2 separate regions of the Homo sapiens genome follow, and region 2 is linked to region 1. The links are chromatin loops, found by intact Hi-C in ENCODE. Cell type or tissue: HepG2. All regions are shown on one strand. Links, peaks and the distances in the headings refer to the core of each region. The heading gives the core; the rest is flanking DNA. Region 1 has its middle 170 kb from the start of LINC02619. Region 2 overlaps LINC02380 (long intergenic non-protein coding RNA 2380).

Region 1 (15,448 bases), core at 4,097-12,096:
ACTCCTATTCAACATAGCGTTGGAAGTTCTGGCCAGGGCAATCAGGCAGGAGAAAGAAATAAAGGGCATTCAATTAGGAAACGAGGAAGTAAAACTGTCCCTATTTGCAGATGACATGACTGTATATTGAGAAAACCCCATCGTCTCAGCCCAAAATCTCCTTAAGCTGATAAGCAAATTCAGCAAAGTCTCAGGATACAAAATCAATGTGCAAAAATCACAAGCATTCTTACACACCAATAACAGACAAACAGAGAGCCAAATCATGAGTGAATGCCCATTCATAATTGCTTCAAAGATAATAAAATACCTAGGAATCCAACTTACAAGGGATGTGAAGGGCCTCTTTGAGGAGAACTACAACCCACTGCTCAAGGAAATAAAAGAGGACACAAACAAATGGAAGATCATTCAATGCTCATGGATAGGAAGAATCAATATTGCGAAAATGGCCATACTACCCAACGTAATTTATAGATTCAATGCCATCCCCATCAAGCTACCAATGACTTTCTTCACAGAATTGGAAAAAAACTACTTTAAAGTTCATATGGAACCAAAGAAGAGCCCGCATTGCCAAGTCAATCCTAAACCAAAAGAACAAAGCTGGAGGCATCACCACGCTACCTGACTTCAAACTATACTACAAGGCTACAGTAACCAAAACAGCATGGTACTGGTACCAAAACAGAGATGTAGACCAATGGAACAGAACAGAGCCCTCAGAAATAATACCACACATCTACAACCATCTGATCTTTGACAAACCTGACAAAAACAAGAAATGGGGAAAGGATTCTCTGTTTAATAAATGGTGCTGGGAAAACTAGCTAGCCATATGTAGAAAGCTGAAAAAAAAGAATTATTTCAAAATATTACTGTTCATTGACAAGGCACCTAGCCACCCAAGAGCTCCGACGAAGATATATAAGGAGATTAATGCTATTCTTATTCCTATTAACACAGCATCCATTCCGCAGCCTATGAATCTTAAAGTAATTTTGACTTTCAATTCTCATTAAAGAAATGCATTTTGTAAAGCTATATCTGCCATAGATAGTGATTCCTCTGGTGGATCTGGACAAAAGTTAAAATAACAAAATCAACAGGAGTTTTGAAGAAGTTGATCCCAAACCTCACGGATGACTTGAAGGGGTTCAAAACTTCAGTGGAGGAAATAACTGCACAGGTGGTGGAAATGGCAAGATAACTCAAATTAGAAGGAGGCTGAAGATACGAGTCAATTGCTATAATCTATTTTTTGTTTTGTTTTGTTTTGAGACCGAGTGTCACTCTGTCACCCAGGCTGGAGTGCGGTGGCAGCATCTTGACTCACTGAAACCTCTGCCTCTCAAGTTCAAGCAATTCTCGTGCCTTAGCCTCCCAAGTAGCTGGGATCACAGGCATGGGCCACCACACCTGGCTAATTTTTGTATTTTTAGTAGAGATGGAGTTTCACCATGCTGTCCAGGCTGGTCCCCAACTCCTGACCTCAAGTGATCTGCCCACCTCAGCCTCCCGAAGTTCTGGAATTATGGCATGAACCACTGCCCCTGAACAATTGCTATAATTTTATGATAAAACTTGAATGAATAAAGATTTGATGTTTTAAAATAATTTCAACATTTATATTCAGGGGGTACAAGTGCAGATTTGCTACATGGGTGGATGGTGTGATGCTGAGGTTTAGGATTCCCTCATCCAGGTAGTAAGCATAATAACCAACAAGTAGTTTTTTGGCCCGTGTTCATCTCCCTCCCTCCCTACTCTATTAGTCCCCAGTGTTTATTGTTCCCATTTTTATGTCCATGTGTACTCAAAGTTTAGCTCCCACAATGTTTCATCTCACAGATGAAAATATTGTGTTTGGTGTTCTATTCCTGTATGAATTTACTTAGGATAATGACCTTCAGCTCTAACCATGTTGCTGCAAAGGACATAATTTGTTCTTTTTATGGCTGCATAGTATTCCATGGTGTATATGTACCACATTTTCTTCATTCAATTCATTGGTGATGGGCACCTAGATTGATTCGATTTTTTTATTGTAAATAGTCCTATGATGAACATATGCATGCATGTGTGGTTTTTGTAAAACAATTAAGTTTCCTTTTGTTTATACACCCAGTAGTAGGATTACTGGGTCTAATGGTAGTTCTGTTTTTAGTTCTTTGAGAAATCTTTCTATCACGGCTGAACTAATTTAAATTTCCACCAACAATACAAAAGCATTTCCATTTTTCTGCAGTTGCTCAGCAGCTGTTATTTTTTGAATTATTAATAACTATTCTGACTGGCGTGTAATCCTCTTTTACTGTGGTTTTTTTATTTGCATTCCTCTAATGATTACTGATGTTGAGCATTTATGCTTGTTGTTGACCACTTGTATATCTTCTTTTGAGAGGTGTCTGTTCATGTCCTTTGCTTATGTTTAATGGGGTTATATGTTTTACTTATTGATTTGTTTAAGTTCCTTATAAACTCTGCATATTAGACTGCTGTCAGATATGTAGTTTGAGAGTATTTTCTCCCATTTTGTAGGCTGTCTGTTTACACTGCTGATAATTTTTTTGCTGTGCTGAAGCTTTTTAGTGTAGGTAGTTCCCTTTATTTTACTGGAATTGCTTTTGGGGACTTGGAGAAAATTATTTGCCAAGGCCAATCTCAGGAAAGCTATTTCCTTGGTTTTCTTCTAGGATTTTTATAGTTTGACGTCCTATAATTAAGTCTTTAAATCCATCTGTTTTTTTTGTTTGTTTGTTTGTTTTGTTTTGTTTTGTTTTTTGAAACAGAGTGTCTCTCTGTCACCCAGGCTGGAGTGCAGTGGCGTGATGTCAGCTCACTACAACCTCCGCCTCCTGACTGCAAGCGATTTTCCTGCCTCAGCTTCCCAAGTAGCTGGGACTACAGGCACGTGCCACCACACCTGGCTAATTTTTGTATTTTTAGTGGAGATGGGGTTTCACCACGTCGACCAGGCTGGTCTCAAACTCCTGACCTTAGGTGATCCACCCTCCTCAGCCTCCAAAATGCTGAGATTGCAGGCGTGAGCCACCACGCCTGGCCCATCTTGAGTTGATTGTTGTATATGGTGAAAGGTAGGGGGCCAATTTTATTCTTCTGCATATGGCTAGCTAGCTGTCCCAGCACCATTTATTGAACAGAAAATCCTTTCCCCATTGCTTATTTCTGTAGACTTTTTTGAAGATGAGATGGTTGTGTGTGTGGACTTTATTTCTGGGTTATATATTCCATTGGTCTATTTGTCTGTTTTTGAACCAGTTTCATGCTGTTATGACTACTGTAGCCTTATAGTATAGTTTGAAGATGGGGAATGTGATGCCTCTGGCTTTGTTCTTTTTCCTCAGGAATGCTTTGGGTATTCAGGTTTTTTTTTGTTTGTTTGTTCCATATAAATGTTAGAATAGTTTTTTTTTTTCCTAATTCTATGACAAATTACATTGGCAGTTTGAGAGAATGAGTGGTGAATCTGCAAGTTGTTTTGAGCAGTATGACCATTTTAATGATGCTGAATCTTCCAATCTATGAGCTTGGAATGTTTTTCAATTTATTTGTGTAATCTCTGATTTCTTTCAGCAGTGTTTTTTAGTTCTCCTTGCAAAGATCTTCAGATATATTCCTAGGTACTTCACTGTTTTTTTGGCTATGGTAAGTGGGATTTACTTCTTGTTTTGGCTCTCAGTTAGAACATTGTTGTTGTATATATAAATAGTACTAATTTTTCTACAGTGATTCTGTATCTTGAAACTTCATTGAAGTTATTTATCACTTCTAGATGTTTTTTGGTATAGTCTTTAGAGTTTACTATGTAAAGAATTATATCATAAGCAAAGAGAGATATTTGATTTCTTCTTTTTCTAATTTGATACCTTTTACTTTATTCTCTTCCCTGATTGCTTTGGCTAGGACTTCCAGTACTATGTTAAGTGGTGAGAATGGGCATCCCTGCCAAGTTCCAGTTCTCAAGGGGAGTGGTTCCAGCCTTTGCCCATTCAGTTTGATGTTGGCTATGAATTTGTCATAGATGACTCTTATAATTTTGATATGTTTTCCTTTGATGCCTAGTTTCTTGAGGGTTTTTAAAATCATGAATGGAAGTTTGATTTTATAAAAAGCTTTTTCTGCATCTATCAAGATGATCATATGGGTTTTGTTTTTAATTCTATTTATGTAACAAATCATGTTATTGATTTGTGTATGCTGTACTAACCTTGCACCCCAGGAAAAAAGTCTACTTGATCATGATGAATTAACTTTTTGATGTGTTACTATATTTAGTTTTCTTAGTTTTTTGTGAGGATTTTTGCATCTATGTTCATCGGGAATATTGACCATAAGTTTGTTTTTTCACTGTGTCTATGCCAAATTTTGGTATCAGGCTGATGCTGGCTTCATAGAATGAGTTAGGGAGAAGCCTCTACTCTTCAATTTCTTGGAATAGTTTCAGTAGGATTGGTAGGAATTTTTCATTGTATATCAGGTAGAATACAATTGTGAATTCATCTGACCCAGGTCTTTTTTTGTTTGGTAAGTGTTTTTGTTACTGATTCAATTTAAAAACTTGTTTTTGGTCTGTTAATGTTTTCACTTTCTTTTTGTTTCAATCTTGAGTGATTGCATGTTTCCAGGAATTTATCAATTTCTTCCAGGTTTTCTAATTTGTGTGTGTAAGTGTGTTCATAATAGCTTCTAAGGACCTTTTGAATTTCTGTGGAATTGGTTGTAATGTCATCTTTATCATTTCTGATTGTGCTCAGTTGGATTTTCTCTTTGTGTTTTCTTTGCTAATCTATGTAGTGGTCTATTGCTCTTGTTTATTCTTTTCAATAACGAGCTCTTGGTTTCATTGATTTTTATATGGAATTTTACATATCAATTTCATTCAATCCTCTTATTTTAGTTATTTATTTTCTTCTGTTTCCTCCAGGGTTGGTTTGGTCTTTTTTTTCTTTTTCCTTTTCTTTTTTTTTCTAGTTCCTCTAAGTACAAGGTTAGATTGTTAATTTGAGCTATTTCTAATTTTTTTATGAAGTCATTTAGGGCTATAAACTTTCCACTTGGCACTGCTTTAGAATATCCTAAAAACTGTACAAGTTTTGTCTCTATTTTTCTTAATTTTAAAAATTTTTGAAATTTCTGCTATAATTTTGCTGTTCACCAGAGTTTAGGAGTAAGGTGTTTACCTTCCATGTATTTGTGTAGTAGTGAGATATCTTAGTATTGATATCTATATTTATTGCACTGTGTTCTGACAGTGTGCTTTGTATGATTTCAGTTTTTTTGAATTTTATTGAGATTTGCTTTATGACTGAGCATGTGGTCAATCTTAGACTATCTTCCATGTGCAAATTAGAAGAATATATACTCTGTCATTGTTGGATGGAGTACTCTATAAATGTCTAATATGTCCCATTGGTCAAAGTTTGAGTTTAAGCCCAGAATTTCTTTGTTAGTATTTACCTTGATGATCTGTCTAATGCTGTCAATATGTTGTTGAAGTCTCCCACTATTATTATGTAGCTTTATATATCTTGTCATAGGTCAGGAACAACTTGTTTTATGAATCTGGGTGCCCCAATATTGCGGGTGTATATATTTATGACACTTCTTGTTGAAGTGAACCCTTTCTCATTATGTAATGCCCTTCTTTGTTGATTTAAGGTCTGTTTTATCTGGTATTAGAATTGCAACTCCTGCTCTTATTTTTTGCTCTGTTTGCATGGTAGATCTTTATCCCTTTACTTGGAGCTTGTTGGTATTCTTACATATGAGACAGGTCTCTTAAAGGGAGCAGGCAAGTGGGTCTTGTGTTTTTATCCAGCCCTCTATGCCTTTTACTTGGGGGGTTTAGATAACTTAAATTCAGAGTTAGTATTGCTGTGTGAAATTTTGATATTATCATCTTGTTGTTAGTTAGTTGTTTTGTAGACTTGAACCTCTTATAAGACCAGTCTAGTGGTAATGAATTTCCTTAACATTTGCTTGTCTGAGAATAATTTTATTTCTCCTTCACTAATGAAGCTTAGTTTAACAGGATATACAATTATTGGTTGAAATTTCTTTTCTTTAAGGATGCCGAAAATAGGCCCCCAATCTCTTCTGGCTCATAAGACTTCTGCTGAGAGGTCTGCTGCTAGCCAGATGGGTTTCCCTGACCCTTCCAAATAACTTCCTTTCTTTCTTTCTTTCTTCCTTTCTTTCTTGCCTTCTTTCCTTTCTTTTCTTTCTTTGTTTCCTTTCCTTTTTTCCTTTCTTTTCTTTTCTTTTCTTTCTTTCTTTCTCTTTTTCTTTCTTTCCTTCTTTCTTTCTTCCTTTCTTTCCTTTCTTTGCTTTCTTTCCTTTCTTTGTTTCCTTTCCTTTCTTTTTTCTTTTCTTTCTTTTCCTTCCTTCCCTCCTTTCTTTCTTTCTTCTTTCTTTCTTTCTTTCTTTCTTTCTTTCTTTCTTTCTTTCTTTCTTTCTTTTCTTTTCTTTTCTTTCTTTTCTTTTTTCAAATTGACCTTGCTGAATCTGATTACTATGTGCCTTGGGGATGGTGATCTTGTATAGTATCTTCCTTGGTCTCTCTGTATTTTTAAAATTTCCATGTAAACCTCTCCAATGAGATTGGTGAAGTTTTCATGGACTATATCCTCATATTTATTTTCCAAGTTGCTTACCATCTCTTCTCTCTCAGGAATACTAATGAATCATAGATTTGGTCTCTACATAATTCCATATTTCCCAGAGGTTTTATTAACTTTTTAAGGTTTTTTTTTTCCTACATTTTGTCTAACTGAGTTTATTTGAAAAACTGGTCTTCAAGTTATGAGAGTCTTTCCTCAGTTAGATCTATTCTGCTTGTAATACTTACAATTGTATTATAAAATAAGTGTAGTGATATTTTTTATTTCCAAAAGATTAGTTTGGTTCTTTCTTAAAATGGCTATTTTGTCTCTGAGCTCTTGGATCATTTTATTAGTTTCCTTGAATTCCTCGGATTGGATTTCAACTTTCTCTAGAATCTTGATAAGCTTCCATGCCATCCAGATTCTGAATTATATGTCTGTTATTTCAGTCATTTCCAACGTGGCTAAGAACTATTGCTTGGGAGCTACTGCGCTCATTTGGAGTTAAGGGGACACTCTGATTGTTTGAATTGACAGTCCTTACACTGATTCTTTCTCATCTGAGAGGGTTAGTATTCTTTTAATTGTTGTGTGCGTTGAGTATAGTCGATTGGCTTCATTTCTGGATGTTTTCAGAGGGCCAAAACTCTGTACAGGATTTTTATTTGCAGGTGAATTTTTGCCCTGAGTGTCATACATTTTGAATATTTCACAATATTTTTGGTGTTGTAATTTGGGATTCAAACCAGTAGATGGCACTTAAGAGTAATTGCCATCAGATAGTCCCTGGCTCAGCTGCATGGCTCTTTTCTATTTCAGCATGTTCACAGTGGTGGGTCGGGGGAGAGATGACTCCATCACTAACTTCGCTCCTGGGTCTTTTGGGAGCCCTCTCAAATCACTTGTGCCATGCCCGCATTCCTCTGTTAGGTGTTCCACGCTCTGAGGCTCTCTTGAGCAGAAGCTATAGCTAGCAGATAGGCGATACCCTTCCCAGACAGGTTCTGTAAAGTAAGGCACACCCTGCTTCTGTGCCAGCCCATGAGCCTACATTTCTGACCCCTCTGAGTGTTCTGAGAGTGGGGGCTTCTCCCCTGCTTGAGTGCTGGACACCAGTGTCTGCAAGGCACTCCTTGCGTGCAGCCCTGGGAAACTGGGACTGGCCAGCAGCTCCAGTCTCCTATCCCTTGGGGTTGGGCACTGACTGCACTTAAGTGTCAGAAATAATATCAGGCCATCAGAAATTGGTGAGTTGGGGATGCCAGTGATGCACCAAGGCTGGGCAGTGGAAACTGCTGTACACATGCTCCTGCAGGAGTGGCCAGGCAGGGGCTTTGGGAGAGGCTAGCAGGCAGGAGGGCTTGAAAAACAAATGTGCTCCAATTCTGCAGGAAAATCATCCATGCTCTCTTGTAGGAAAATCAGCCGTGCTGTCTTTTGGGCTCTCAGTATTTTGAGGTAAGAGCAACTCAGAGGAAAATGGGGAGCCTGGGGGGATGGGTGCCTATGGCCCTGTTCGCTGCGACTGCCCTGTGCACAAAAATCCTTTGGCTTAGCACGGGCTGAAATTCTGTCTCTGCTTACTCTTTAGGCAGACTCCTCTGTCAGCTCAAGTGTCCATAGGGGATGTGGAATCTCTTGAAATTAGGATCCCAGAGGTTTATGGAGAGAGAGAGCTGACCCACCATTCCATCGCACACAAGTTCCCTAGGAGGAGTTCGGGAATGGATACTAACCCTGACATTTGGCAACCCCGTGCAGGGTTCTCAGCTTCCTCCCTCTTCTTCAGCCTCAGTGTCTACATTGTCTTTGTAATGATTCTTGGTTTTCTTTCTCCAAAGACGTGTTTTTAAAATGTTGCTTTGCTCAATTTTAGTCTCTTTTCCATGAGAATGCTGCTTTCTGGCTGCATCTATTTGGCTATATTGTCCCCTATCTCAAAGAATTGCTTCTTATAGATGAGCCAATAAAGTGGTTTCTTGAGATGAAATCTACTCCCGGTGAAGATGGTGTAAAATTGTTGAAATGACAAGAAAGGACTTAGAATATTACCTAAACTTAGATGACAAATCAGCAGGAGGGTTTGAGATGATTGACTCCAACTTCGAAAGAAGTTCTACTGTAAGTCTAGTGCTGTGAAACTGCATTTAATGCTACAAATATATATTTCATAAAAGGAAGAATCAGTGGATCAGAAAACTTCATTGTTGTCTTATATTTTAAGAAATTGGCACAGCCACGACAACCTTCAGCAACCACCACCCTGATCAGTTAGCAGCCAGCAATATTGAGACAAAACCCTCCACCAGTGAAAAGATTAATACTTGCTGAAGGCTTAGATTATCATTAGCATTTTTAATCCATAAGGTGTTTTTAATAGACTTGCTACATTGCAATATTTGCTTTAACATTGTGGTCTGGAACCAAACCATATCTCCAAGATATGTCTGTAGATACTTAAATTTAAAATTACATAATTTGTTTTTAGCTAGTGGGAATATCAAAAATATTCTCCAGTGTCACCTCATGTCTCTATTATTAAAGTCTCTCTATACACCTGAGAAGAGGGATGATCAGCTATAATTCATTTCTTTTCCTCTTACCATTTACTGGTTACTGCAGCAGCATTTGGATTATTTCCTATTCTTTCTGTGATTTTCAAGGTGGTGATGCAGGGCTTTGGAATTTTACTGTTCCCCACTCAGCATCACCCCCCATTGATCTCTTTCCATTTCTTTGCAAGAACAATAAAAACAACAATGATTTCATGCATGCTCATCGTATGCAAATTTAAGTGTATGGCAAACATTATCTCTTTTAATTTTACAAATATCAGTGAGGGAGGATCTTTGTTTATCAATGAAACTAGTTTGTAGGTAAAAAACAGATGATCATCAAGGTTACATAATATGTCTCATGTCACATAACTAGTAAGAGAATGCTCTGACCATCACAGGCAGGTCTCTCGAATTCTAAATTACCATGTTCCCTTTTATTCCCAGAGCTCTTGTGTGAGTATCAACTTTGTCAGGGATTGAGGTTAAACATTACCTGAAAAGATACAAGATTTTTCTCAGCCTTGGGAGGATAATCAATGTCAGTATCATAAATCCTCAAAGAATGACGTAGTATATACACTTATATCGTATAATTTATGAATAACTAATAGGTAGATACAGTTTAACATTTAAAGGGATAGTAATAAGAGGGAAATCAAAAGAAGGGAATAATACAGTTTAATGTTTTTGCATGACACTTTTCTACTGAACTTCATAAAAATTTATGATTAGTTATAGCATTAGAAAATGTTGGATTCTATCTAAACACTTTAAGTTATTAAAGACAAGGAGTAAAATTTCTCTCTATATAATTGGTTAGTAGCCAATGTTTTAATTCATTACTAATAAAATTTTATTCAATTACTATAAATGGTAGCAATATTTGACAAAATATATTTTTCATAAAGAAATAAGTTCAACTGAAAATCTCTCCTTAAGACTATTTTCTAAGATGCCTTTTCTACTCTAGAGCTATTTCAGAAATTTATTTAAACTTTGTAAATCCAGGGTAAAAGCTTTTAAAATATGTTAGCTGTTGAAATAGTATTCTGTAGGAAGGCAGGCATATTATTATATTTAAAATTATTGTCTGAAGAGATGTAAAATAAGATACATCTTGAACAGTGATAGAAAGCTGACATCCAGAAAAATAGGTACATGCAATCAGAGTTTGTTGTAATAAAGAATGACAAAATTTCTATACACCAAAGCCATTCATTGAACAAAAGTAAATCATTTCTGAATAGATATTGATTAAAGTACAAAGCATAAAACTGACACGTCAATAAAGGTCAGAATGAAACTATTATAGGAAATAGTTGACATGACATGGTGATATGTTGGACCAATAAGAAACATAATGAAATATAAATGGAATACAATGGAGCGGAAAAATGAAATGTTGAAAACATATGCAGTGATCAAAAATAGGAAAGACTGCAATAAAGAAGAAAAATTCTGGAAGAGTGTTTTAAAAGGAGGTGCTGGTGGCTTTTAACCAAATTGAGTACAGATAAATCCATCCGAGGGTATATGGGATTAATGGATCTGTCTATACAGAGCGGAGCATGAGTGAATTCATGGCTGTTGATCATGATATTCAGGACTGCCAAGTTCCTTTGTGGCTTGTAACAGAGAATCTGTGCCTGTATAATGTATCAGAGTGGGCATAGACTGCCAAAGAGAATGCCTAAGATAACTCTGTGTAGAAGGATGAAATGCAACTTTTTTTGGTCTGTGATTCTTAATTGTTAAATGTGTATTTGCAGCTAAAGTAATTACAAATCGGAATCCCTGTTTTTGTTATTGTTTTCTTAATGTATGGTCACTAAAACTTAATAAAGCTATACTATCTGTGCAATACTATCTTACATTGAGCATTTTTCTTTACTCCAAAATATTTCCCATCAATAAAAACAACAAACAAAATATGTATAAGACCTTTCTTTCACCTCCCTTCTTAATAGCAAACCAAACTTTTTGGAGTGGTTTATTCAGGTTTTATGCTTCTTTCTGCATGACCCGTGCTTTTCAGAAGACTTAACTTGCCTAATGTTAGTTTGCTTACTGAGTTTTCAGAATTTTGGTCTGTGGTTAGTGTCTAATAAATGTGCTTTGAATTCCACTGCTCCTTAGAAATTATTTGTTCCATATGAGTAAATTAAAAAAAAAAAACCTTCTTTTTACATTTAGTAAACAAGAATGTTATTGAAGTTATTTTAAACAAGAGAATGTTGTAAAGATATTTATATAAACCATAAGTAGTTATACCTATGTAAGGTTTTTTTCGTATTAACTATTATTTTCACTAAGAAATAGCCATAATTCCTCACAAGCCAGGATAGCACAATGAAGAAATTTATACTATGAAATCTGAAGTCAAGTTAAATTTTATGTGGACTTGAGTAATTTACTGAGAATCTCTTGGCTTTATTTTCTATTCTGTAAAATGTAAAAAAAAAAAAGTGAAGATTTCAGACAATATGTGAAAAGCTTTCAGTATGTAAGGACTAAGAAAATTGTCACATAAAAACTAAATTCAGAAACCTCCACAATTAAATACTTCATCATCACTTTTTACTCTAACTTTTCCAAATAATAGCTATTTCCAGATTATAAATTTATTTTATATTAAACATTTTATAATTATATGATGATGATGCAGAATGTAAAGTAGTATTTACGTACCACTTTTTATAAATAGAGAAGTAGCACTCTTAAGGATGTTGAGGCATAAATAAGGTTTTGGGAATTGTAATTTAGAATCATATTTTATTATCCCCAAGTACTAGTTCATATCACTTTAAGGTGATTTTAAAAAAGGAAAGTCAGCTTCCTAAGTAAATATTGAATTAGGAGCAAATTCTTCTTTGATAATTTGCCAAAACAACTAAATTATTAATATAGTAATTGTATAATTTTTAAAATTTCTCAAAAATGACAGATAATATGTAAAGAACAGTGCTTTTCCACCTGTCCAGAGTTATTTTAGGGTCAGTTTTAGACATTGTTGTAATACCAAAAAAAGTTTAAATAAATAAATAAATACATTTCATGCATTTTAAAGAGCTTTATTACAAACATAAAAGTTATCTTACTGAAAACAAAGGCAGAATATTTATTTGGCACATTCAGGCCTTAGGAGAAACTAGGCACTGAAATTGAAAATTTGAAGAAGTCAAACAGCTATCCATGCCATTTCCTTTTTTTTTCCTCTGGGCTGGGATGTTTTCTTATCTCTTATTTCTATTCTCCACATGCTTACTTAGAATATGAAGTGACACACCATGAGCACAATTTAACTGTTTGCTAAATAAGAGTAAATTCTTCTTTAAAATGTGGGAGATTTTTAGTGCATAAAGATTCATAGAATGCAAGTTTCATTTTGAGAGATCGAAAGATAGCAAACTGTCAGATGTCTCTGAATCCAAATTCCAGGGAGAAATAATCTCATTGGCACTGTGTGTGTCAGGGATCCACTTCTGGTCATTATACTGTGATTAGGGGCAGAGTCAAAAGTCACACACATAGACACATGCAGCAGCTTAGTTCTCTGAGAAATGGATCTTGCTCTTTGTGCTGGTACTTCAAGAGATGTTTACTATAGGAAAGTTGTGAGCTCTTGTTTCTAGCTACACCATCAGTACTCACTAGGCATACAAAAGTAGAAAATACTTAATGGGAAGAAAATGAAAAAATGCAGTGGGCCTATGTATCTATCTACTTTATCTATCTATCTATCTATCTATCTATCTATCTATCTATCTATCTATCTATCGAATCTTTTGCTAGTGTTATACATCAAAGAAATCTCTTCTATGACATTGAGGTTAAAGAGCTGTCATTAATTGTAGCATAGAAAGCTAAACTCCTGAATATCTCTTACACAATTCAGATATATCAACTTTTCTCAGTATATAGTTGCATCGGTGTTTAGCTTGTACATTCAAAAACATGTAACGCTTTCTGTCTGTGTGCATGTGTGTGTGACACTAATCACTTTGCTATTACAAATAACATGTTTAAATTTTTGTTTTGCTCATGGTATTTCTCTCCTTAAGGTGCTTAATATATAGTGTTTTCTCTTTCTTTTTTCTTTTATTTTCTTGCCAGAAGTATTTTATCAGTGGTCCCTATTGTTTTCCATGGCCAGATATTAATTCTTCCTCAGGATCTGACTTAGAAGTTACTTCATTTTTTTTGTATAAGTGGAAAAGACCCTGTAAGTCTCTCTTGAATATCTGTGTGTTTTCTGTATTTAATGGAAGTTTTGTAATGATTTAACTCTTCATTTTTTAAAAAATTATCGAGACTGTAAAACCTGTCTCAGAGCTTGACACATTGCAGAACTCTGAAAATATCTGTTAACTATATGGATGAATTAATCTAGATAGACTATTTCCATCACACTTAATTATAATAAATTCCAGAAAAAAATAGTTAATACTACCTGATATTAGTCATTCTTGTCTATTCATATAAATTTAATGAATAATTAACCAGATAACAATATGCTTATTAACCAGCATAAGAATATGCTAAATATTGTTAGGTATGCTCAATTACTTACTACATCGTCTTTTACAAAAATAAATAAACATTTTTGGGTTGCTTTCAGCCCTCTCACTTTGTGCCAAAGGTAAGGCCAAGAGGTTGGGTTAAAAATGGATTTCAATAGCAGTCACTTCCCTGTATTCAAACTCTCTACTCTTCATCAATGACTAAGCCTTTGTTATTAGGTCAGGATCATTATCTCTCTTTTCTCAGAATGAGTTGCTTCTCATAAACCTGTTATTCCCCTTGAAAAATAGGCATGTGTCCAGTCACCCCAAGAGTTTTCTCTATTTTGAGATATATCTGAATTTTAATGATAGAAACAGGTTGAAAGTTTTCATTTATCTATTTGTATGTGTTTGTTTTCTTGGTCTTTTCTCACAAGCCTTCTGACTCCTCAAATAAATTTGGTATATCATGCCACTTTATTCACCAAACATATTCAGGGATGCATGCAAAAATCCCTGAAATAAATAGGAGTACTTCTTTATCGTTAATTTTAATTCTCTACTAGGGATTGATAACTCGATGAAGGCTGAAATCAGGGTTATAAATATACATGGCCATTTATAAGTTAAAAGAGATAAATCAAAAAGAATAAAGTAGAAAGAAAGAAAGAAAGAAGAAAGAAAGAAAAGAGAGAAAGAAAGAAAGAGAGAAAAATAAAGCAACCAACCAAACAAAGTACAATTTCCAACTGGTAGCATTGTAAAAGCAATTATAAGTAAGTTTGTATTCTTCTTGTAGCCTACACAATAAAAACTATTGCACAGTGCTAGGCACATCACTTAGGACTCAATACATTTTCAATGACTAACTGGGGGAAGTTAATAAATGTATGCATTTGTTCACTGATTGGAATGGTTAATTTAACATGTCAACTTGACTGGATTCAGGAATAACTAAATAACTTGTAAAGCATTATGTCTGAATGTGTCTGTGAGGGTGTTTCAAGAGGAGACTGGAATATAAATCAATGGACGGAATGGGGAAGATCTATCCTCAATGTGGATGAGCAACATCCAATTGTCTGGGGGCCCAAATAGAACAAAAAGACAAAAGAAAACAATTTCCTTCTCCCTCTGTCCTAGAACTGGGACGCTTTTTCTCCTTCCTTTGGACATTGGAACTCCAGGCTCTCCAGCTTTTGGACCCTGGGAGGTTTGCGCAAGACCCCATCCCTCTTCGAGTTCTCAGGCCTTCAGCTCAGACTGAGAATTAGACCTTAGGCTTCCCTGGTTCTGAGGCCTTCAGACTTAGATGGAGCCACGCTGCCAGCCTCTCTGGTTCTACAGCTTGCAAAGACTTTTGTGAGACTTCTCAGTCCCCATAACTGCATAAGCCAATTCCTCTAATAAATCCCTTCTCTTACATCTATCTACATACACATTATATATGTATGTGTGTGTGTGTGTGTGTGTGTGTGTGTGTGTTTGTGTGTATCTCCTATTTTTTCTGTCTCTCTGGAGGACCCTGAAAAAATAAACCAAGTGAACATTTATAGAAGGTTTGTTTATGTTTAAGAAAACCAAGATGATAAACTAGGAGCTTATAGAAAGGAGTCCATGTTAGTCCAAATGCATCTAGGCAGTGTACAACTTTAAATTTTCTTAGAAATTGATTCCAATAAAAATAATTAGTAAAAGTGTCTTCCATACAGAAATCATGAGGTAAGGTGTCTTTAAAACAGTCCCCTATACATGGTGAAAC
Region 2 (15,448 bases), core at 2,755-10,754, 1.7 Mb after region 1:
ATTATTCACAAAAGCTAAGATACGGAATCAGTCTAAATGTTCATCAATAAATGAACTGATAAAGAAAATGTGGTGTATATATACCCAATGGAAATCTATTCAGCCTTTAAAAAGAAGAAAATCTTGTTATTTGCAACAACATGGATGAATCTGGAGGACATTATGTAAAGTGAAATAAGCTAGACACAGGAAGACAAGTACCACATGTTCTCATTCGCGTGTGGGAGCTAAAAAAGTTGATCTCATATAAAGAGAGAGTAGACGGGTGGTTACAAGCTGTGGTGGTTATGAGTTGAAGGAGGAATTGAAAATATGTTTTGTCAAAGGATCCAACTTTCAGTTAAACAGGAAGAATATGTTCAAGAGATCTACTGTACAACATGGTGACTGTAGTTAACAATATATTGTATTCTTGAAAAATGCTAAGAGTGGCTGTAAAGTATTCTTTCGACAAAAATTACTGTGTGAGATAATGCATATGTTAATTACCTAGAGTTAGTCTTTCTACAATGTATGTATACTTCAAAACATCATGTTGTACATAGTAAATACATACAATTTTATCTGTCAATGTAAAAAAAAAAAACTACATTTTTTTAAAACTTAGAAAAAAAAATTTACCATCAGAATCAGCCCTCATTGAACTCACAGTTCACTGGATCTAAACAATGAAATCTTTTTGCCTACACTCTGTCCAAGTCACCTTGATATCTTTAAGAGCTACAATAATTTAACTGCAAATTCCCATCAATCTCTATTACCTTCCAAAATCATCAGTAGTATCCCCTTCTCTCACAGATCTCTTATCCATTCCAGCAGTGGTACAGCCCTCTCCATTGCTGCCCCAGGAAACTGGTGAGGAAGGCACCCGTGAGGCTGAGCCTTCTTGGCCTCTGCCGGTCATACCCAGCAACTCCCTGAAAACTATAGTATCCTGGAAGCCCTACAGCCTCCTTACCTCATCCCATTAGCCCTTCAGGGTCCTCTACTGCCCCAAAAGAAGACTGATATTTTGCAGAGTATAATTAACTTTGCAAAGTATGGACAGACTCTGGAAACACTGTGGCATACTCTTGCTCTTCACAGTCCTGCATCCTTTTCCCATTTTCTCTCTTACACGTTTCCCTCCTGTTACTCTTTCTTTTGTCTTTAATTACTTCAGTTTTTGCATATTCCTGTCTATGTCTTGGGCTTCCTGTTGAAGTTTCTGTCAGCATTGCTTAAAGACACAAATCCAGTTTTATCTATGAGTAGAGTGAGCCACTGCCTAAGGCATGTGATTTCAAGGGTTCCAGGAAACAAGACACCTAAATTCTACATTCCTCTATTACCAAAATTTTTTTCCGTAATATCCATAATGACTTACAATGCTTTACTTTATTCAATCAAGATGTACTGAGCCTCTACCATGTGACAGGCACAGTTCTAGGCATTGGGGATAGAACAGCAAACAAAACATTAAAATATGGGGCAAATATTTTTATTCCACAATTAGGGTTCCCTTTGAATGCAATATTGCTGAGAGGTAACACACAGATTTACATAAATGCTGAATTATTCATGCACATCATCAATTTTTTTGTGAAAGTCATGCATCAGTAGGCAGACAGGGGGAACGATTTAAGGAGCAGCTCTAGCCCTTTTGGTTCTCCTGTGGTCAAATCACAAAAGTTATTATGACAACATAATTTTTTAGAAAGAACACACACATTGCAGCTACAAATACGGGGTTTAAAGATAACTCCATTTACTTGCAAGCTCTGTGATCCAGAGTAAGATAACTAACTTCTCCGAATCTCTGTGCTTTCATCTGGAGAAATAGAGAAATCAATATCAATATATCAGGATTATAGAGCAAGATTGCATGTGTAAGCCCCTAAAGCAGGATTGTGCCCAGTCAGCCCTCAGTAAACATGAGCTTTCTTGCCATTCCCAAAGCATCCTGGTTTATGGCCAGAGACCAGTGAGCTAGAGTAACTCTAATAACACCTGCACGTAATGGCTAAAATTGCTTTAATAAGGGATAGAGACTTTGACGTCACAACTAGAGGTGTTTCCATAATTAGCAAAATTGCCACCCCTAGTTTGAGATCTGATTATACCTACTTCTTTTGCATGCCCAGCCTGCCCTGGCAACCCATGAGACAAAACACAGGAGGTGAGGCTCCCTCTGAGCCCTAGAAACTGTTCAGGGTATTGGTCCTTTCTTGAATGAAGGAAGGCCAGGCCAAGGAGTGCATGAGGGCAAGGGTTGTCAGACCTCACACAATACAGAGAGGGAGAAAGCAGGCATTAAGGGGAAGAAGACAAACACTTACTTAGTGTCATTTCTCCCCCTTTGATGTCATTTTGTGTCACTTTATTTACTGACTCTAGGGAATCAATTAAAACAGTGCTAATTTATGGGTCTTAATGAACAAGGTATTATGCAAACTGTAAGCATGGCAGGCTTCTTGAATTGGAGAACACTCAAAAGCACAATCACCTGATGTGACATTCTCGCTTCCAGATTCCAAAACAGCATAGGAATAAACATGATGAATACAATTGTGTGTGTGTGTATGTGTGTGCACGCACGTGTAGGATGCATGCTGCATGTATAATAGTCTACACTTTTTCTCACACCTACTTCTCTCCTTTCTAAGAACCCAGGCAGAACGTTTACTAAAAAATACAAAGTTTATCTTCATAATACACAGTGATGTTTTGTTTTACATGTCACTTCTTGGACTAACAGAGAAATGTATCCCTTAATTGTCCACTCATGTAATTGGTACTTTCGAATCCCTACGATTAGACAGACACCACCTCAGGCTCCAGAAATGTTAAGGTGAATAAAGTACAGTCTGCTACTTTAGAATCACAAGCAATTGGAGGAGGAAGACATCTAAATGACTGCAGCACCTTATTATACCACAGAGGAAAGATACTCTGGGGAGTAGGGAATGCAGTAAAAGTCAGGACAAGCTTCACTGAATCACTTAGAAAGAAAATATCCCCTCCATCTCCTGTGTTGATCAGCCTGTGGTTTCCCTAGAGCCCTCCCTCTTCAGTCCAGCACTGTGTAACTCTGAACTGAATTCCATTTCCTGCCTGAACAGAGAGCCCTGGCAGGATTTGTGCATGAGGACTTTTTGTCAGTGGACTCTTCTGTCCTGAAAAGGGGGAGTTATCCTCAACTGACATGCTCATGGCCAGTGGACCTGGTCACAGCCAAGTCCCATTCACCAGGATCCAAGCCTCCTGCCTGCCACCCAAACAGTTGGCCATCTGTGGCACTCAGTTGAATTTGAAACTGAACCTTCCAACAGCAGGCTAAATCATAGCCACTGCCCAGATAGAAAAACGAAGCCAGCCCTACTGAGCATAACCATTTCATGGTTTCAGTTGACTTTCAGCCAAGCATCCTCATATTTACCTGTGCTTGTCTCACTGCTGTCACTGTCATAATATGCAGCTTGCAAAGTTCATCTTTACTTGCAGAGGCAGTGTGCTGGATGGTTATTAGCCCAGGATCTGTAAACAGACAGCCGGGTTTGAATCCTAGTTCCACCACTTGGGTATTATGTTCCCTAAGAAAAGTCATCCACTCTGTGCTTCACTTTGCTTATCTATGAAGTGGACATAATAATAGTTCATTCCTGATAGGCTTCAGTGTAAACGGTAGAACAATATGCATTTAGGCAGCAGCAAGGGTGGATGTGGCGCCCTGGAGTGTTTCCCGTCACAGCCCCAGCCAGCCCTGCCTGTTCTGCTCCTCTTTTCTGGCATTTTAGCTCTCATGGCTTCTGCTTCTCTTCCATCATCATCCCTTTCACCTCCATGTTCACATCCAATGATGTCATCTTCTTTCTTCTCTTCTTTCTTGGTGGCATATGTGAGCTATGATGGGAAAACAAGAGGAACATTCCTCGAAATGTCAGGATTCCAAACCAAGGGACCGATATGTATTTACAAGGTTAACCTGATGAAACTTGAGCATAGCAGTCTTGTTCCCTGGAGATGTTTGCTGGTGGTATTGATAAACGAGCAGTGAAAAATGCTTTTGAAATTAAAGCTTCGTCCAGCCAGTTCATATATGGGTCACAACTTCCTCTCTTTGCTGTTGGAAGTTTATAATGAGGTATAGTGTAGTATATCTCAGGCCAGCTTCCTTGGCATAGATGGCAATTTCTTCAGTCCAGAACTTACAGTTCTATTTACTAAGATTCTGGGTCACATCCAACTTGCAAGAACTTTGCATCCATCTCCTTGAACCCAGCCTTGGGGTGCAAAGAGACAAACTCCTGGTCACCTTACTCCTTACTTATCTGTCTCCTGCTCCAAACCATGTGATGCCAGATGGCAAAACCATGTCTTATGAATATCCATATCCCCAGAACCAAGCCTAGTGCTGGCATGTAGTAGACACACTATCAGTATTTGTTTAATAAATTGATTTAAAGATAAGTCCCTTGTTCTTGGAAGCATTTCAGCAGTCCCCACAGGAAGATGAGGATGGGCAGTTTTGTTTTTGATGAGGAACCAACAGCACAATGTGCATGGTGACAGATGGCACACAAGTCAATGGCACACAGCTAGCAAATCAGGGTGGTCCTGCTGGAAGGGGAGGTTAATAACGCCAATGGTTACTGCCATCTGTTGTATTTAATCCATTTTCCCTCTCAAGACAGAACATCTTGGAGAAACTAATGCAGCACAACATTCTTATACTTTCTTAAGGTAAACTTTCCTCTCTGCTTATAGAAAGGGAGCTCACTGCTGACTGTGGGGATAACAGAACATGGTGCTTAGAGACAGGGAGGAGAGCCAGACTTCCTGCGTTCCAAGCTCAGCCCAGCTCTGCTAATCACTAGTTACATGACCTGGAGCAAATTGTTTAACCTCTCTGAGTCTCAGTTTCTTGATCTTAAAATACAAGGCTTATAATATTACCTCCCTCAAAGGAGTGTTGAGAGGTGAGAATTGAATAAGGTAACATGAGTACAGCATGTAGGGCATGCTTGGCTTGGGATGTGCTGTGTCGGTGTTTATTTAGTAACAGTATTATCCAAGTGTGATGTTGGATGGAAGTCCTGTAGGATGAGAATAAGGGGAAATGCCAAGAGGGAAAACCAGCTAGTGAAGAATGTCCCTGTATTTCTGGCCACCGTGGGCCAGGCCTGGCGGGGAGCAGTAATTATTGTAATTAAAAGCAAGTTTCAGTGTCTCAGAGACCCAAGTAGGATGGAGCCACTTGTCATAGGTTTTGCCTTGTGAGAAGGCAACGCTGTAACAGGCCACAAAATTGCTCTAACCTTCCGTTCCTAAGTTGTCACATGCTGCCGGATCGATGCCTCCCTGGCACCTGCTATTGCCAGCAATTTCGGCGCTCTTTCAACAGTACCTCTCTGCTGCTGCACCCATGCCAAGAACAGCTCAAGGGGCTGATAAAGAGACCTAAGTGCTAGGGCCACACAACCCAGGCTGACAAGAGGGCAGGGGGAAGAGAGGCTGGGGGCAGGGGGGAAAGGGAAGTGAGAGAGATGGAAGCAAGGAAGCCAGTGGCTGCGGGAGTGCCCAATCTTGTTTTAATATCCTTCTGACCCCAGAAAGAGAAATGACAGTGGAAAGCTTGTTAACAGCAACAGGACACAGAGCCAACCCTTTCTTTTCTCTACTTTCCAGGAGGCCCAGGTGACACAATCGCCTGATTTGTGTTCTCTGTGCTCCCTGGTATTTGGCCTACAGGTCTCTGCATTTTCTCTCCAACCTTTTAAAGCATAATAACAGACCGTGCCTTTCTGAAGCATGTGTTAGAGACAAAGAACACAGGAATATGTCATTTTCTATAAAGGCCAGAAAGGGTGTTGTGACCAGCGAAGTGCTAAAATGACATTTGCACTTAGGTGACAAACAAGCCCATTCCATTCCAGGTAAAGACCAGAGCTTTTTCCAGCAACAGTAAAACACAAGAAAGTAAAGGCTGCCCTCGTCAGGGTGCTCTGGGGATGACAACTGCTGCTTCAGAAGGCAGCAAGTTGCACTCTGGAGACAGACCTTGGATGAAAGATCAGGAATGAAAAGCCACATCTGCTTTCAGGTGGACGCTGCCTAAGGTCTTGTCCTTGAGCAATATTCTCCCAGGCACCAGTGCATTAGGAAAGAAGCAACAAACCAGGAGAGAGTCTTGTTTAAGCTGCCTGCTCACATAAGCAAAGTCTTTGAAATATGACTTTAAATAAACTGAACTTGAGAAACAAGATTTCTAATACTACAAGAATCTGTGAATAGGTGCATTAGACTGATACAAACTGTTAGCTGAATCCAATGCGTTTTTGGATGAGGGAGACAAGCAGCCATTCTCCACACAGCTAAAGAAGAAAAAATATGAAAGTGGCAGTTGAGAGGCGTAGGAACAGGAACACTCCTGGCTCCATCACAAGATTTGCTGCCTGAAATTGGGCAAGGTACTCGCCTGCTGTTGGACTCAGTTTCTTCATCCGTAAAATCAGGTGCCTGGCTGAAGGATGCCTGAGATTCCTTCCAGCCAAGACATGTTATGATCCATGACCTTCATTTTGTACTCTCAGCCAGCAGTATAAGTGCTCCAAAAGAAATAAATGGAGCAAAGAAAAGAATAAAATAAAATAAGAACGTCACGCCAGCCCATCCGTTTTCTACAACCTGTGGGCTCACCCCAATTGAGGGTCCTTGGAGTTAGGGCAAAAGGGTCTACAGTCCTGCCTCACACTTCTAATTGCTGGTATGATTCTTCTTTAATTCGACATACTGAAGTCATGGAATCTTTTTGCATTTTCTTACTTAACAGATAACAGAAACGTGATTGTTAGCAGAAGACAAGTTTTTATTTTTTAAGAAAGATCCTCTACTAAAAGGGTTTAAAATCTTATAGTTCAAGGCTTAATCACAAAATTCCCTAGAAATAAAGCTCTCACATGAAAGCTTTGTACACACACACAGACACACACACCTACTCCATCTGAAATTCAGTACTAAAAGCAATCAGCAATTAAACATAGAACAAAGAGCCCCTACAATGAGCTGCAGTCAGTGACAAGCCAGCTGAATCTTTGGGACATTTCTAATTGGTGAGGAGGAAAATCCATAAGTGCAATAAGCCACTATCGGTGAATAAGCTCATGAGCTACTGAAGGCTGATTTAGGAGTTGTCATTTTGAAGTCTATTTCCTTACCTGGGCCCCACACAATGCCCTCCTCTCCCTCACACATCTCTAACGTGCGTGAAATACGTATTTTTAAAAAGCCAAGTTTTCTTATTTTAATCTGCCAGCCCATAATATGGTTCAGTCAACCCTAAGGCTCTTTTCTTGGCTTTTGCTCTGAGGAGTTGCCAGGAAGGAGAATCACAGCTCCAGACTACTTCTCCTTTACGAAAAAATTGAGGCAGTGGCTGGGCATGGTGGCTTATGCCTGTAATCCCAGCACTTTGGGAGCCGAAGCAGGTTGATCACCTGAGGTCAGGAGTTCTAGACCAGCCTGGCCAACATGGCAAAACCCTGTCTCGACTAAAAATACGAATTTTAGCCGGGTGTGGTGGTGGGCACCCGTAATCCCAGCTACTCAGGAGGCAGAAGAATTGCTTGAACCCGGGAGGCAGAGGTTGTAGTGGGACAAGATCGCCCATTGCACTCCAGCCTGGGCAACAAGAGCAAAACCCCATCTCAAAAAAAAAAAAATTGAGGCAGCAACCTGGATTCTGGGCAATTAAAATACCGGGTTAAGTGATTTTTATGAGTCAGATCTGCCAGCTCTGTAAAACCAACATTCTCCTGCCCTTAGAAAGGTGGATGGCAGCAGGAAATGTTCGACGGCAGCTTGCCCCTGGGGCCCAGCTCGGCCTCAGACCTCTCTTGCTTCCCTGCACCAGCCGGCTGCAGGAGGACCACAGGAACGGTCCCATCCAGCTCTGGAGGCATGTTCACCAAGATGGAGCACACTGTGAACCACAAGCTGGGCATTGTGCCACTCAGAGTGGCAGCGTGAAGCCCCTCACAAGTCATTGCCAGTTCTTCTCTTTACTCTTCTCTTGGAGACACGACAGAAAAATAAAGCCTGAAAGTATAGTAATCGGAAACATTGGGTGTTAGAGTTTAAGGGAGCACTTTAGAAGAGTTTTACTCTCTTACAGAGTACATGACACTCAACACCCTCCAAACTGAAGCTAGACCCCACGTTTCCCTGGCTGTACTAAAAATTTCACAGTATAAAAAAGATTTTCTTATGTAGTACGACAAAGCTGTTAGAGCTGAAACTGATGCTCTTCCTGTTAGGAAAAAATAAAAAAGGTAGAAGGAGGAAGGAGAGAGAAAGAGGGTGGTTTGTGTGAAGATGGGGTGTTACGTGGTCCAGGAAAGTTGGTGTTTGGAGGCACAGAGGTGCTTTGCTGGGGACACACAGGAGGGGAGGCCAGCACACAGAGGTGGACAATGCACAGGGTCTGCAAGACCAGAGGGTAGGTCACAATGAACACATCCGGCTCAAGATCATCAGCACCAGTGCTCAGGCAGCCTGAAAAAAAAGTCACACATTCAACCTCAAAAGTTAGTTGGTGAAGGGCCTGTTCAAATCTATTGGCCATTTTTTACTGGGTTGTCTTTTTCTTTTCTTTTTTTTTTTTTTTTTTTTAGATGGAGTCTCGCTCTGTCCCCAGGCTGGAGTGCAGTGGTGCAATCTCAGCTCATTGCAACCTCCGCCTCCCGGGTTCAAGTGATTCTTCAGCTTCAGCCTCCCGAGTAGTTGGGACTACAGGCGCCTGCCACCATGCCTGGCTAATTTTTTGCATTTTTAGTAGAGACAGGGTTTCACCATGTTGTCCGGGTTCGTCTCCATCTCTTGACCTCATGATCCACTAGCCTCGGCCTCCCAAAGTGCTGGGATTACAGTCATAAGCCACCGTGCCCCGCTTCTTATTGACTTTTCAGAGTGCTTTATGTATTCCACATGTAAGTCCTAGTAAGATATGTATTTCACAAATATATTGTCCCAGCCTGTGGTTTGTCTTTTCATTTTCTTAATAGTGTCTTTCAAAGGGTGAGAGTTCCTAAGTTTGTGGAAGTCTAATTCACCAATCTTTCTTGTTTATGGTCCATGCTGCTTATGTCCTATCTACAAATGCTTTCTTTAACCCACCATTACAAACATGTTCTCTTGGGTTTTCTTCTCCAATTTGTACAGTTTTAGGTTTTAACTTTTGGTCTATAAAACATTTTGGGATAATTTTTTTGTATATGGTGTTAGGTATAAGTCTGGGTTCATTCTTTTATACCAATGTCCGATGCTCTCCACAACACTTGTTGAGAAAACCATCCTTTCTTTATTGAATTACTATGGTACCTTGTAGGAAATCAATTGCCCATATGTGAGTAGACTATTTCTGGACTCTCTTCTGTTCCATTAATCTATATGCCTATTTTTTCACCAATGCCACAGATGCCTCAACCACAAAAAAAAAAAATGTGAATGGCAAATAAGCACATGAAAATATGCCCAACATCATTTCTCATTAGGGAAATACCAATTAAATCCACAATGAGATGCCACTACACACCTGTTAGCATGGATAACATAAAAAATGTTGAGGCAAGGCACAGTGGCTCATGCCTATAATCCCAGCACTTTGGGAGGCAGAGGCGGGTGGATCACGAGGTCAGGAGATCGAGATCATCTGGCTAACGCAGTGAAACCCCGCCTTTACTAAAAATACAAAAAACATAGCCAGGCATGGTGGCGGGCACCTGTAGTCCCAACTACTCGGGAGGCTGAGGCAGGAGAATGCCGTCAACCCAGTAGACGGAGTTTGCAGTGAGCTGAGATGGAGCCACAGCACTCCAGCCTGGGCGACGGAGCGAGACTCCATCCCAAAAAAAAAAAAAATTAAAAATATAAAGCGATGGAGAAAATGAGGAACAAGTGGAACTCTTATACATTGCTAGTACAAGTGCAAAATGGTGAAGCCTCTTTCAAAAAGAATTGGAAAATTCTTATTAAATTATGCATACCCTTTTCCATATGACCGACTTCTAGGTCGTCAAAAGAATTTGACACATATATACACATGAAAGCCTGTAGGTGAATTTTTAGAGCAACTTTAATCCTAATCACCAGATACTGGAAACAACCCAAATGTTTATCAAATGGTAAGTGAATAAACAAATTCAATCACATTATGTTGTACAATGGGAAACTACTTAGCAATAAAAAGAAACAAAACGATCCATTCCACAACATGAATGAATCCAAAAAGCAGATTATGCCTAGTGGAAGAAACCACAATCAAAAGGCTACATATGGCATGCTTTCATTCATACGGCATTAAGAAAAAGGCAAAACTATGCTGACAGGAATCAGTTGCTTCCAGGAGCTGACGGGAGTGGAGGGGATTGACTGTAAAAGAACATGAGGGGCTTTTTGGATAATGGAAATAGTCTCTGTCCTTACTGTGGTGATCACACAACTCTATATTTGTCAACATTCTTGGAACTATACTCCTAAACAAGGGAATTTTATTAGATGTAAATTATACCTCAATAACTCTGGCTTTTAAAAAACTGCTAGCTGGCAGACACTCACAAGATCAGCAATTTGGTGGTGTGAAGGAACGGAGCACTCTCCAGCCTCAGGTGCCAGCCACGGAATTAATGTTGTTTTATGCTAATTAAATTTATTAATATAACTCTGCGATAAGAATACCTGTCTTCTAGTTCCAATATTCCCAAAAGTGATGAGAGCAGGGGAGATGTGCCAACCTGGCAATATTCTGTGAAACTAATTACCTCAGGAATTTGTGTAAGAATGAACCAACACAGGTGCTACACTCAAATAACAAATTAAATACACCCGTCCTCAGAGAGATTTTGCAATACACCCGCAAGAGTTTGTTGCTTTCTGTGAACCTCATACATAAAACAGGGTTTATGGTTATTTTGAGGTTTTGCCACCTCTATTCTCTATCCAATATGGGCATTGGAGGGCTTGTTGTTGACCGCATGTCTTTTTACTGAGTCTTCCTCTGTTTCCTTTGATCCTCCAGCCAATGGCGGCTGTCCATGGTCCCTGAGTGGCAACTCACATGCGTCTCCCGGGCAAATTTGATAACGCATAGGAGATCCAGTCAGTCCAAGGCAAGGGAGCGCATCAAAACAGTCACACAAGCAACACAAACCTGGGGCTACTTGTTCTACACTGCAGGCCCCAGAACAAGAATCACAGGCTCTGAATCTCTACATTTGGCCCCAGTCACAGAGATACCAGCATCTCCCAAGTCTAGGCAGTGTCAGATAAAGTGGGTTGTGCTGGCCTTCTTTCTAAATCCCCCCGGACAAAGAGTTTTTTGTTTTGTTTTATTTCATTTTGTTTTCTGAGATGGAGTCTTGCTCTGTCATCCAGGCTGGAGTGCAATGGCACGATCTCAGCTCAGTGCAACCTTTGCCTCCCGGGTTCAAGTGATTCTCTTGCCTCAGCCTCCTGAGTAGCTGGGATTACAGGTACATGCCATAACACCCGGCTAATTTTTGTATTTTTAGTAGAGACAAGGTTTCATCATGTTGGTCAGCCTGGTCTCAAACCCCTGACCTCCTGATCCACCCTCTTCGGCCTCCCAAGGTGCTGGTATTATAGGCGTGAGACACCATGCCTGGCCAAACAGTTGTTTTTAAATCACAAGCCATTTGAGTCCCTCTATTCCTCAGCTCCAATCATTCTTTCTAACATTATTTCCCGGCCACACCTCCCCTACCCCACCTTATACCCATCCTGCACTCCAGGTACATCAGACTATTGGGCTGACTGTAAGCCCAGTGGGCACTGATTCATTTATATTCCTTTGTCCATATTTCTTCAGCTCAAATGCCCTTCCTGTGAAAAATCTCCCCCTCTGTAAATCATAGTCTTTCTTCAAGGCCCAGCTCAAAGGTCTCCTCCTCTGTGAAGCCCTCCTGACTTCCTCAATCAGAATTATTCTCCATGACTTCTGTTTCCTCAGGGTGCTCCCCTCCACCCCTCATGCCCTGTGGATCTCAGTGCCTATCATGTGCCCACACTTAATGGGGCACTGTCAACATTTGTCCAATTAGACTGTACTTATCTCTATCAGAAGACATCCCTTGCTTAAACACTCCCTTGAATATTTCCAAATAAAAGAATGTCTTGTATCTGGCTCTTTATTGGATTATGTATTGTTTCTGTGTGAAAATTTTCACTCTTATATTGAGGCTATGAACATAGACTCCAAAATAAAAAGCAAAGGAAATTCAATCAATCCAAATATTAAGTCTTATTGAGCAATAGAATAATTGCCTTGCTGAATTCAACTGCTTTTTTAAGAAAGCTATATTCAGTCATGTTGATCTGGGTGTAGAGATAGACTAATGTTCCCATTAGGTATTCCAAGGCATGTTTTTTCATCTTTAATCCATCACGTCAATTTTGGGATTATTTCTTACAGCGTATTTCTATGTTTCCTGGAAAACCAACAGGATATGAAAATGTTGAGACATTTTTACCAGAGAAAATGTAGTGCCTTTATTTTGTCTATAATCTTGTCTTTCTCTGAACTTCCACCTGCTGGTTAGAGAAAAATAAATTAACTAAATGTCTAACCTGGTTTAAATTTAGCTTGATCCAATAATTTAAACAGCCGCTTTAGGGAATACCCAGTCTCTCTTGAATAAAATTGCTCTTTCGAACAGCCTTCCTATTACCCTGCTTCTCTCACGATGATGGCAGTGAGTGTGGGGGTGCGTGGAGGGGGAAGGGGGCTTAGGTGTCCCGCAGCTGCCACATCAGACCTGTTGGTTTTTGACTAGGCATCCCCATTAAGAGGAAACCAGAGACCCTCAGTGTGCCAACTAGATTCTCTTCTCCAACCAACTGCTCTCCCTTCTTAACTATGTGGGCCTATCCCATGATGGTTAGTGTTGGCCCCTCCCAGAATCTCAAAACAAAAACCCATTATCCTCACTGGATATCTTACGTGTCTTCCTACTCCCTACCCTCAGGCAAAAACAACAGAAAAAGAAAAATACACGCTGACCACCTCACTTCTTTCTGTCTTCTGTCCTACCTCTTCTCACTCTTTTTTGGAAAAGAAAGCTCAACTGAAGTGCCAAACCAGCCCCCATCTTTAGCCCCCTCCCCAGCCGACAGTGCCTTTACTAAATGATTCTTTATCCTATCAATATATAAGCCATCTTGTGATCCTGTGAAAATTCTCTGATGAAAAATATTATTCTTTCAATTATCTAATTAAAAGCAGCTCTTCCTTTTAAATAAAACTATGCCTGCCTTGTTTTATTTGCCATTGGTTCAGGCTGATGGTAGGTAAACACCTCTGTCGTGTCTCCTGAATATGAATGCATCATGCCACAATGGAATTGCAATGCCTAGTGACAAGCTGTCAATTTTCCTAAGAGAAGCATCAGAGTTATACGGATGCTTTGTCAAAAGGCATTTAGTCAAATGCACATCTGACCTTTCCTCTTCTATCTATCACAAATTCAACCATAACCACTCCCAGTCTGAGGTTTCCCACATCGCCTGGCTTCATCTGAGCTCAATTCTTCTCTGCCTTCACCTTTACCCTCAGCACTATAGTACTTGTAGCACTAGCTTTTTTAAAAAATCCTCTTCTATAATTCTTTTTTCTCCAAAAAATGGAAATTTGCTTACACAACTTTGAGACCATCTTCAACATCAATGCAGTTTCCAAACTCAGAAGCTCATCTCATCCTTCCCTTCTTTATTCTTCTGTGTCACCTCTCAGATCAGCCAGGAAGACCTTCTTCAGGACCATCTGCTCTCCTGGAACCTGGGAGGCCCATTTAGACGCAATTTTGCAACTGCTTGTGACATTAAATTTTGCAGCTCAGAAACGGGACTCTCACCTGGCCTCAACTTTCTTAGGTCTCAGTATCAGAACCTCTGTCTACTGCAGTCTCTATTCAAATACAATTCTTGAAATGAATTCATACTTTTTTCTTTTAACTTTTAAAATTTTTACCTGGCTTGTTCAACTCTGACACATGCACAGGGACTGCTCCTTGGACTAAAAGTCAAGAAATCTGGAAACTTCTGACTCCAACACAAATGAGCCATGTGACCTTGAATGTGTCATCTCACCCTTCTGAACCTCAGGAGACTCATCTGTAAATTAAGAAGGTTTGAAGTAAGTGATGGCAGAACTCATTTCTACTCTAATACCATTTGTTTCAATAAATTTCTATCCTTTTTAAACACGACTCTTTGTATTCAGTTGAGGCAAACAATAATGAGAACTTCCCTTTCCTCTTTGTACACCTGCTGTACCATCAAATTAGGATGAATTAAAAGCAAAGCTTCTAACAATGTAGCTTTCTTTCTTTCCTTTCCAAATTTTAATTGACTCTTTAACAGGTGTGCTTTAACCTGCTCTCCACTCCAACATTTTAAAGAATAATATTTTTCATCACATTAGCCAGAGCGTGCCAGCATTATTAAAAATAAAGCAATCAAATTTAACAGAGATAAATGAACACAAGAAGCTATTTTTGTCCAGAGTGTTCAATTATATCAGGGCAGTGTGTACATCTATATATCAGCCAAGAACACACATTTTTTCTTAAATCTTTCTTTTACTTCCCACACCTATCTCCCAATTTTGACACTGGCCATTCTAGCTCTTAGAATGTGCTTCAAAATTCCTAATTTGCTCATTCATTGCATTGTTTTCTGAAACCTCTTTCAGTCTTTGCAGGGGTTTTGTTTTATTTTTGTCTCATTATTGTTGCTCGTTTTCCTTTGTCTCTATAATATGCCTACTCTGTGGTCACTTTATTCAGGTTTATTTCAGAGCCTTGTCTGAAGATTTTGAAATCAAATGAAAAAAGATCCTTTGCATTACTTGTCATTATTTTAAAAGAACTATGTCCCTCTGAACAAAATTAAATTTTTATTCTACAAGGTAGCCAAAATATGGAATAATTCTAATTTTCTTACACAGGTACTGCATATATATGTTGATTCCTTGCTTATGTGTATCTTCAGGGATGGGAGAAAGTTAGTATAAAAATGTTTTGCTACATTCACAGAAGGTCTGCACTCTGGTTGGATCAAACAATTGGTTAATTTGACAAAGTTGCCAAAAAATAGCAATCAATTCAGTGAAAAGAAAATCAATCACAGAGGTAGTTTGGTTGCTTTGTAGACAAAACAGTCAGCGGAGTGATTGAATTTTTCACTTTTCAATGAGTTGTTTTGGCCTTGTGTGGATGCAGCCATTAACTCATTAATCACCCAGAACTCCTCAGTGACTGAGAGAGGGAAATCATTACTTTCCAAGTATAGATCGCATATTAACAATATGCAAAAGGCCTGCCAGGGTGAATGTGCTCAATGACCCCATTTGAGAAAAATGAGTTTCACAGATATTTTATAGCATATGGAGGTAAAC

Evidence for each region. Peaks named below come from ENCODE experiments on the same cell type or tissue, not always from the same donor. Only the 100,000 strongest peaks of a DNase experiment are listed, where the experiment ranks them.
Region 2: a loop joins it to region 1, with 14 times the contacts of the local background. A loop is called at or near these places in 2 of 110 quality-filtered maps.

The regions. Positions count from the first base shown.
Region 1 is chr4:59,153,391-59,168,838 of GRCh38, reverse strand. No RefSeq gene overlaps it. Among named protein-coding and RNA genes, the nearest start is that of LINC02619, 170 kb to the right of the region's middle. RefSeq lists an enhancer at 9,142-9,643. In HepG2, for the core only: a CTCF peak has its summit at 7,361 (motif pointing right); no DNase peak of the experiment used is centred there.
Region 2 is chr4:57,433,457-57,448,904 of GRCh38, reverse strand. LINC02380 (long intergenic non-protein coding RNA 2380) reads right to left here. Exons shown (of 6, transcript NR_125907.1): 4 at 14,021-14,163. Among named protein-coding and RNA genes, the nearest start is that of LINC02380, 15 kb to the right of the region's middle. In HepG2, for the core only: a CTCF peak has its summit at 5,965; no DNase peak of the experiment used is centred there.